3 separate regions of the Homo sapiens genome follow, and all the other regions are linked to region 2. The links are chromatin contacts, found by Hi-C or POLR2A ChIA-PET in ENCODE. All regions are on one chromosome and are shown on one strand. Each heading gives the region's core, a stretch centred on a gene start or an enhancer-like site at or near the end of the contact. The rest is flanking DNA. Distances are from core to core; before and after follow the strand shown.

Region 1 (2,961 bases), core at 283-2,782, 4.6 Mb after region 2:
TTGTTGGCATATAGCCAACGACATTTTCCTTAATCTCTTAGTAACACTTTAAGAAGACTAAACATTTACCCAACTCAATAACTGGAAGGGGTTTTTCCTCCAAGTGCTAATTCATTTAGTTGTTGTTTATTTGGGACTTGAAGCAACTAACATCTATGCGAAAACTTTCTGTATACATAATGCACTTCCCTCCTTTTTACCAATCATCTTCCTTTTTCTTTTCTTTTTTGGACTCTTGTCATTTGAAATATTGGGTGGGGGGGAACGCTTTTTTTCTTCTTTTGATTGCTCTACTTCTTCTAGTGATTTCGTCATGATTCAAGACTTTCTTTGAAAGTAAAATGGAATAAAAATGAAACACTACGAACTTTGTTGCCTATCCTCGCTGTTTTTCTTTTTGACTTAACTTTGCGTTGGGGTGCTTTAAAGTAACCCTATTTGAGAGAAGGAGGTTGAAGGGCATTCTAGCGTCCCCAACTAGAGTAAAAGGGCTATGACAGAAGGCAATCAAAGGAGGAAATAATTAGCAATCTTCAACGTTCAAGATTAATCAGTTCTGTTTAGCGGTTATTAAAGGGAAGAAAGAAACCAAATGGGAATAGTGAATTATTGGTCCTTTCATGTTTTACACTTAATGCTGGTACATAGTATTCTTTCCACATTCTACTGCACATTGCCTAGAGAAAGAACTGCAGATCATCAAATAATTATCCATTTCCAAATGGTCTAATGACAGCAGATACAAAGGCGGCTCACTTAAAACCTTCCGTTAACAGTCACACTGCATCAAATGGTGCTAGCTTTAAGTAGGCCACCCATTTAGTAGACTCTGAAACAACACCTTTCCGCCCAATTTCTGTCATTTGCTCCTTAAGTCAAGGGTAGTACCCTGCGTAACATCTTACAAAGGCCTACTTCTAACACTTCCCGAATCTTAATGTGTGAGGATGTTGATCACCATAATTTATGACCTTATCTAAGACAGTGGGGTGACTCTCCACATTGGGAGCCCCCTCATTTGTCCTCAGTGACTTCTAAAAACACCGCTGGCGTGGGCTGGATATTTGATCTTGGGGCCAAGTGCTTCCAGACTTTGTTCTCTGGCCTTAAAGGTGAAGAGCCCGGCGCTGAAGGCCACAGACATCACGGCGGATTTCACAGAGGGCCGCGTTCCGGGAGCGGGTGGCCAGGCGGTGGCGGACGCCCCACCTGTCCATCCTCCTACCCCTTCCCCCCCCCGTTGTTTGGCCGGTGGGAGCCCCTCCTTTCAGCAGGCGCCGGGCGGTGGGGTTGCGGATGGCTGCGCGCGCTGCGGGCACCGATCACCGGCGGCAGTTGGGCTCCGCGGGGCCGAAAAGCTGCGGGCGGGAAGCGCGAGGTTAAGACCCTGACGGCTGCAGCTCTCAGAGCCCCCGCGAGCGCGCTCCGTTGGTGCGCGCGCGCGCGCGGCTCCGCCCCGCCCGCTTGGCGCGCGCCCCCGCCAGGTCCGCTCTCGTCCCCCACCCCTGGCGCGGACGGGGTGGTTCCAGCTCACTCTCCTCCCCCGAGCGGCAGCGGCGGCGGCGGCGGCGGCTGCTGCGGGCGCTGAATGAGAGACGGTGACTGTTCGGGTCGACGAGTGCTACTCTAGGCGGCGGCGGCCGTGGCGGTGAAGCGTGAGGCCGGCATCGTCTTTCCGTCCTCTGAGGCGACGGCCGCGGCTGCACAGGTCGGTGGGCTCAGGCCGCGGGGCGGTGCGGGGGAGGGAGGGAGGGAGGGTGGGTACGCGGCGCCCCCCGGGCGGCGCGGGGAATGGCGGCGGCGGCGCTGCGGAGTGTGGCTCTCCCGGCCGCGGGCCCCGGGGCTGCTCGCCCTGCGCGCAGGGAGGGGGCTGCGGAGCTGGGGCTGAGGCTGAGGGAGAAGGGCGCTGGGCGGCGCGCCTCCCTCGGCCGCGGGTTCTCAGAGTCGGAGCGGCCGTGGGGTCCCCGCTCGGGGGCGCCGTCCTGAAGCCGGGGGCGCTGCGACCCCTTGAACCCGCCTCGCTCTCCCTCTTGGGTGGCGGAAGCCCCCAGCCTCCGCCCGCTCTGTTCTGGCGCCCAGCGGCGCCTCAGTCTTCCTTCAGGTGAGCCCGATCCCGGACCTCGGAGCCAGGACCAGCAGAAGCCGGGCCACACCCCCTCCCCTGGCCCTGGCGGCTGCGCCCAGAAGCCTGGCCGCAGAGTTGGCCGCCCGCGAACCCGCGGAGTCGCGGTCAGGGTGACCTGTTGCAGAGCGGCCCGCAGCCCGAGCGGCCCCCGCCAGCCCCGGCCCCGGAGGGGCTGCGTCCTGTGCTGGCCTCGGGCCGGGCGCGCGGGCCGGGTGTGGGGCAGGGGCCGCAGCCCCAGGTCGGCTTGCTCTACGGCCTGGAACCGGGCTCTAGAAAAAAAAGGAGATTCCGAACGTATCTCATCAAACACTTGCAAAGCCGGGAGATCTGTCTGCAAATATCCGGAATTCCATTGCAGTATCGGATTAGGTAGGCTCATAAACACCGTGCTTTTGAGGTGATTTGGAAGAAACGCGAGCCACGAGCGAGGAACTAGTTTCTGGAAAATAGCCGTAAACCTGTGCGGAGCGAATTATTAACCCCCCGCCCCAGCTCCCCCCTCGAAGCTCTTTTCCTGTAGCTGTGTGTTGTGTAGACGCAAGCCAGTTTCAGTGTACGTGGGCGTGTTTGGGAAGAAGCTGCGAGCTGATAGGAGGTACCTAGTACAAATGTTAATTTGTTTGAGTTGGGAGGGGTAAGGGAGGAGGAAGAAAGGGCACTGATGTTAGCTGTGGAGGAGGGGCAATTGAAATACTAAATTTCTGTTAAAAAAAAAAAACCCCAAAAGAAATATCTAATGCCTACTGTGTATTTAAGACCATAAAGTGGAATCACACAAGCAGCAGTTAATTGAGCTTTATCGTTTATGCTCCCTGGATTTTTTTTCCCCAACACTT
Region 2 (3,072 bases), core at 186-2,685:
AGATTTATTAATAGTTCCTGTACATCTCAGGAAATCAACAGATGATTTATGTTATTCTAACCCTAACTTTATTAAATATAATAAAAACTTTCAGCATTTATTGTCAGGCCCAGGGCTAGGTAGGCTCCTGAGATACAGAAGTTAATAAGGGAAGCAGCCCAGAAGGTAGGGGAAACAAAAAAATAGTTACAACACTCTTGATATGTCTCAGCATCTATAGACATTAACATCAGGAAAAGCGGGGGTGTGGGGGGAAGGAATTTGTCAGGGAGGGCCCTTTGGACAAATGTCACGTTTCTCAGAGTAGCTTTTAAATATGGGTGGGAAAATGAGGGCAGGGGAATTGAAGTGGGATAGAAGGGAGATATTTAAACTAAAGTCATTCTATGGCTGCAATCACTGGACACTATATTCACTTATCCATGCAATCACATTCATTGAGTGCTTCCTATGAGTTAGGCAGGGTGCACAGTGTAAGATACAAATGAATGATACAGGTTCACAGCGGTTGTCTAGTGGGATAAAATGCTGCACAGGGCAACCTGGATAAGCCTGACATGTTAGGTGCCACAAAACTACAGAACAAAGTGCTAAGGAGATTCGGAAAATTTACAGGTCATTTCTGGTTGCAGGATCTAGAAGAAGGATGTCCACAATTCAAGGATCAGTACAATCTTCGTAGCGAAAAAGCGTTGGTTTATTCTACCTCTACCTAGTTTGTACCTCAACATCTTTTACCCCAAAGGATAAAAAGGTGCAAATGAGGGCACATTTTCTTCATATAATACGTAATGGTGCTTACTTATTGCTTTCCTGTTCATTCCCCGCAGGTGATTTCCCTCTTCAGTCTCCCCCGAGTCTCACAGAAGGAACTAACAAGGGAGCGCTTCACAAGCACACAGACACCTTCAAACAGGCGCAGAAGAGTACTTGGTGAAAAAGTATTCTTTCAGGTGACTTTCCTTAAGATTACTGAGCATTAAGAATGAAAATATGTAAACCAGGTTTACGAGCAAGAAAATAATCTCTCCACATTCAGAGTTAATCTTCCGAACTCAGCAACTGCCAGTAGAACGCACCCCGGTCAGGGCGGGCTCGCGGGCGCGGTCCCACCCCCAGGCCCCTCCGCCGCGGAGGTTCTCCAGCGCCGCCCGTACTCCCGCCTTTCGCGCGTCCCTGCTCTAACAGCTCTGGTTCTGTCAGGACCTCACTCCTCCGCTCCCGGCGCAACCGCGGCCACGCAGCGACGTGCACGCGCGTGTGCGCCGCCGCCGCCCGGCAGAGTGGGCGCCTCCGACATCAGGAGCGCGCACGCCGCGCAGAGGGGCCTGGACGAGCGCGCTTCCGACCCGCCGCCACCGCCTCCTCCCCTCCTTCTCGGCCCGCCCCCTCCCTCGCCTCTTCCTGCCAGGCGGCCCTTCTCCCCTCCCCTCTCAGTTCCCTCCGCCCTCCTCGGGCTCCAGCGGTGGCGGAGCGAACGGGACCGGCCCGGCTTCAGAGCGCGAGGTGGAGGGTGGAACGCGGGCGCCTGAAGGAGTTGTTGTCTCGGCAGCGCCCGCGGAGACGTGAAGAGGTGAGGCGAGGACGGCCTCCTAGGGACACGAGGGCGGCCCGGCGGCCCGGATCCGCGGGCCGAGGCTGCCTGGGTGTGTTGGCGTCGGGCTGAGCCTGGGGAGGGTCGAGATGGGGCCCCAGCCGAGGACTGGGATGCGGGAGGACCGCGGTAAGGAGGGTAGGGGGCGGGTTCAGGACTGTCGGCCGCCTCCCGGACACCGCAGTTCTCCCAGGTGGCCGCTCCTCGCGGATAGGGCGGGCGGGGTCGGCGCCCTTACCTGGGGGTGGGGTAGTGGCTTTGGCGGCCGCCTCCTCCAGCTGTGCCCTCCTGACATTGCTGCCTCGGCGGCTGCCGCCCGCTGCTACGCTGTGGCTGCTGCTGGATTCGCAGTCCCAGCCGCCCTGCGTCCGGTGGGCGAGTGGTTAGGGTATTTTCTTACCCACACGCAGGCTTCTGTACTCGACCATTTCTCTCCCTCGCCCTTCCTCTTCCTCCGCCGAGCACTTTGCTCGGCTCCTGCTGTTGATGCTTGTGGTTTTGCAGTTTGGGATGGGATGCGTTCCGGGCAGATCCCTACCTGTAGGGAATGCCCCGCTTCAAAGTTGACCTCCTGAGCCATGACAAACACCTCCCCCCAACCCCCACCCACCTTGTGAGTGCTCAGTGTCCTGATAACTGAGTCAAAGTTTCTGAGACTGGGCTAGTACTTTGCACTGGTCGCCAACGGTACAGGGCTGGGCAGTGCGTCAGCATGTGGAAAGGGGCCACCGGCTAGCGGGAGGTGGCCGGGTGCATGGGAGCTGAACTGACGGGTTTCAGATACTAGGCAGTGTGTCCAGGTCCTTGGATCTCTCAGATAGGGTTATATTAGAATATGTACCAAAACTTGGGTGGTCACTTGCAAAATTGGTTTCATGCAAGTAAACTGAAATGCCAGCCTTATTACACTAATGGTAAGGAGAACTTTTGCTTGCCTGACAGATTTCAGCGCAGTTTGGAAAATGATTTTAAGGCCTTTATTTTTGGCACTGGAGGGGTTTAGGGATTTTTAATACATTTAAATTTCCTCGTGCATAGTGGGAGGTAAGTAGTTGCTTGTTAAAATTCTGAAAACACAGTTTCATGAAAACCTTCTGACTTTTCTTACAGTAGTGTTTATATTTGGCATCTTCCGTAGAATATCCATTAGTTATGATGTCAGAAGATACGGATGTGAAGTTTGCTTTTTGTGATCACATTGGAAGTGGATTTTGTTCATGGAAAATACTGGTTCACAAGCTCCTAGTACTAGAAAACTGGCCTGTGATTCATTTTCTCAGTAGAGCGTCCCTTATGAAATTGACAATGAGATTTCTAAGGAGAAAGACTAGTTGAACTTTATGTATACATTATCATCAAATTGTATTAAATGTACACCTGCCTGAGGGGTTAGCTCTAGACTTTGAGTTAGACTGGTGTCTATACTAAATCAGTTCAATAAATGCGCTGATATTATGTATTATTCATTTGGAGAGAAG
Region 3 (3,152 bases), core at 591-3,090, 4.1 Mb before region 2:
TAAAAATTAGATGAAATTGAGAAATGTATTTTTCAACCTTTTCAGACTCTAATCTCATTTTACTTCAAACATTACATTGACTGGCTTGGTTTTAATTTTGGAACTCTAGATAGTATGTATTTAAAAGCAAACAATAGGTTGAGAATTATAAGTCACAGTATGCCTCAGTGTCCATACTGGTACGATAATGTTAAGAAAAACTACCTCTGACACAAATATATTACATGAAAATCAGCTAATGGTATAACAGCGGCTCTTTGTTCCAGAACAATTTTGAATTTAAAGTTAAAAGGCAATTTATTTTCTTCTGTCACAAAATTTTTAACCAAGGTATTTTAAAAACCAACGTTAAGTAAAATTCAGTGAGGAAATAAACACTGATGTAGGCTTATATATTCATTTAAAAATTTTTACTGACAAAGTCTGGCTATTTGCCAGTTTCAGATATATTTACATAAAATAAAAAAGACAGTCAATATATGCCTGTCTTGCCAGGACAATAGAGTTGATTTATTTATTATACAATTGTTTGAATCCCTTCTATGAGTCTACTAACACTTGGAAGATCTTTCTGTGATGATGAGAGCTCAGCCAAGCCAGAATAAAAATATTCACTGCAAGTGTATTATGACTTGAAATAATACCACCACCTTACATTCATGTTTCATTTTTTAAAAGTATTTCATCTTTCGTCCTTGTATCTCTCAGAAGGTAACGCCTGTCCCATTTTCAGATGAGGAAACCGTGCCCAAAGGAATACATGCGACTTTTCCAGGGTATTTACTGAATCAGTACTGAATTAAAATTTTTTTCTATTGGATCACTGCTTACTCTTGGTTCAGTGGGAGGTATCTTTTTTTTTTTCCAAATCAGGAATGATCTGAGTATTTGCCAGCACCCAAATAATCCCAACAGACTACAATTTTTTTGAGTAACTGATACTATATTTAAAAGAAATTATGGCCTATTTTATTGTCATCAAACTTCTGAACAAACCTCTTAATAATTACTAAATGTCCTACAAAAATTATGTTGTATACATGGGAGTCAAATGGATGACATGGATGCGGAAAGCAGAAAGAGACTGGAAATCAACATCTCAATTCAGCCTTCCAAAAAGTAGAATCCACCACTTCTTTCCCCTTCATCATTTCAAAAGCCCATGGCAATGAACCCCAAACTGAGGCCTGAGGGCGGATGCACCAGACTTTATTCCCAGGCTCTCATGGGATTTATCTATTATGGGAAAATGGAGAGTCTGGGAAGAGGCGAAAAAAAAAACAAAAGACGCGGTTTACCTTGCCCTACCTCCCTCTCCCCCTGGAATAAGGTGATGTAGCGAAGAAACCATCTTTCAATGCTGTCAGGGCTCCGCCGAGTCAGGTCAAAGGACTTTGAAACCCCCCCAGAGCTCTCCTTTTTTCTCCACTTCACCTTTTCCCTCTCCTTTCGGTGACTTCTCTCCCTGCTTCCCATCCCGTCTGCTAAACTAGCGTTGCCCAGTGACATCTCACAGCCAACCCAAGAACATCTTCAGGGCCCTGGCAAGGAGGGTAGGACAGAGCCTTGGGGAGTCGTCACCTTTTGAGGTATCTGGCGTCCTCCCCTTGCATGGCGGCAGCGGCAGCGGCGTGGAGAGGATGGGGTATCTTGAGAGGCAGGCGCGGTTATTTCCGGGGACGGTGGCCAAAGTACCCTCACACCCAGAGGCGATGACAGTCCTGAGGCCTGCAAGGCGGGGCAGCAGCGGCGCTGTGGTTACCACGGTGAAGCCTCCAGCTCCTCCCACAGCTTCTGTGCCCCAAAACACTGGAGCGGCCCAGACCCGCCCAGAGTCGCCTAAGCCGGGCCGTCACGACGCATGCGCTTGCTCTGCACCTCTTGTATGCGCAGGCTCAGTCTGAGGCGGTGGCCTCAGAGTTTGACGCACCGGGGAGCCGAGCAGGGAAGTTTTGGTGCAGTTTTGAGCGTCCGTGTATAAGGAGTGGCTCCGTAGTCACCGCCCCCTTGAGGATGGGAATAGAAAGGGCTGTCAGGTCAGCTTGAAAGGAGAGAGGGGAATCCGATAACCTTTTAGTTAGCGAATGCTATACAGCAGTCCAGCTAATAAGGGAGGTTTCTATTTGGGGGCCTGAATGGCCCTGATTGCACTTACAAGCTCTAACTTATGGAGATAATCTGACCGTTGTACAAAATGGATATAACTTTGAAGGCGGCAAGTCTGTCACTTTGATGTCTTAAATCTAGAATACACCTCCCCCAACCAAAACAAACAAACAAACAAACAAACAACAGCAACAAAAAACAGTTCCTGAAATTCCAACTCCACCAATTATCCTGAACTCAAGGTATGTTTAGAATTGCTTCTTCTGAGGCAGGCAATTGTTAGCAGTGCAGGGCATAGGAAAGAAGGGTTCTTTTTTAACTGCATGTTCTCTGGTTTAAGATCTATTCCCATGGGTTCAGCTATTATGTCTATGCAAATGATATAGGTTCATTTATTTGGTAAATGTGAATTGAGGGCTGGCTGTGTGCCAAACACCAAACCAGGCTCTAGGGATGCAAAGAAAGCACCTCTACTCCCCCTGCTCACCTATAATCTTGTCACTTATTCACTGTCTTCTAGTCCTGTTTTCCCAGTTGCTTTGAGACGTGCACGTAGTTGCTCTGCTGCTTTTTTCAAATGTAGTACATTGATGCAATTATTGATTATCCGTTATGTGTAAAACACCATGTTAAGGCACTGCATGGTATATTAAATATAGAAATACAGTCCTTACCCAACAAAATATATTTTTATCTTCCCACCCATTCACACCAGCTACACTATTTCTGTAGATGTTATAGTCATTCTTTCATTCTGAAAGGGAAGAAAATTTGCAGCTAATTTTGACTCCTTCCTCTGTATCATGCCCTCTTACTAAAGTGTTACAAAATTCTATCTTTTCTTCCTTCAAGATATTCAGGTAGTCCAGTTTTTTTCTACATTCTTACTTCTACCAATAGTCTAATCACTTTATACCTAGAGTACTGCAATTCCTTCCTCATTGGACTTCCTATTTTTTGTTTTTCTAAATATTAATTCTGCAAACTAATGTAAAATTTTACAAATTATCATTTATAACACCTTTAATGGTAATATAGCAGGCTAG

Evidence for each region. Hi-C counts contacts between places; a loop is a spot of excess contacts on that map. ChIA-PET counts read pairs that join two places held with the same protein, here RNA polymerase II (POLR2A). Pooled maps may share reads with other maps.
Region 1: a map of CD4-positive, alpha-beta T cell shows a loop between it and region 2 (13-fold over the local background). The contact joins the promoter of RALGPS2 here to the promoter of RABGAP1L in region 2. A Hi-C loop is called at or near these places in 2 of 168 maps with a recorded cell type or tissue (CD4-positive, alpha-beta T cell and naive thymus-derived CD4-positive, alpha-beta T cell) and 10 of 50 pooled maps.
Region 3: a loop to region 2 is called in a map of naive thymus-derived CD4-positive, alpha-beta T cell, with 20 times the contacts of the local background. The contact joins the promoter of KIFAP3 here to the promoter of RABGAP1L in region 2. A Hi-C loop is called at or near these places in 1 of 168 maps with a recorded cell type or tissue (naive thymus-derived CD4-positive, alpha-beta T cell), 1 of 37 single-sample maps with no recorded cell type and 7 of 50 pooled maps. POLR2A ChIA-PET finds 5 or more read pairs at or near these places in 1 of 52 experiments (PC-9).

What each region holds. Positions count from the first base shown.
Region 1 is chr1:178,723,712-178,726,672 of GRCh38, forward strand. RALGPS2 (Ral GEF with PH domain and SH3 binding motif 2) reads left to right here and starts at 1,533. Exons shown (of 20, transcript NM_152663.5): 1 at 1,533-1,708. RALGPS2-AS1 (RALGPS2 antisense RNA 1) reads right to left here and starts at 2,573. Exons shown (of 1, transcript NR_187252.1): 1 at 1-2,573. RefSeq lists silencers at 1,307-1,461, 1,363-1,532, 1,793-1,912, 2,113-2,342 and an enhancer at 1,883-2,472.
Region 2 is chr1:174,158,085-174,161,156 of GRCh38, forward strand. RABGAP1L (RAB GTPase activating protein 1 like) reads left to right here and starts at 1,436. Exons shown (of 26, transcript NM_001366446.1): 1 at 1,436-1,573. It overlaps RABGAP1L-DT (RABGAP1L divergent transcript), which reads right to left and starts at 1,203. Exons shown (of 4, transcript NR_121197.1): 1 at 1,080-1,203; 2 at 803-906. RefSeq lists silencers at 1,142-1,541, 1,662-1,841.
Region 3 is chr1:170,072,855-170,076,006 of GRCh38, forward strand. It overlaps KIFAP3 (kinesin associated protein 3), which reads right to left and starts at 1,841. Exons shown (of 20, transcript NM_014970.4): 1 at 1,582-1,841. The coding sequence starts at 1,613. RefSeq lists enhancers at 1,650-1,709, 1,770-2,069.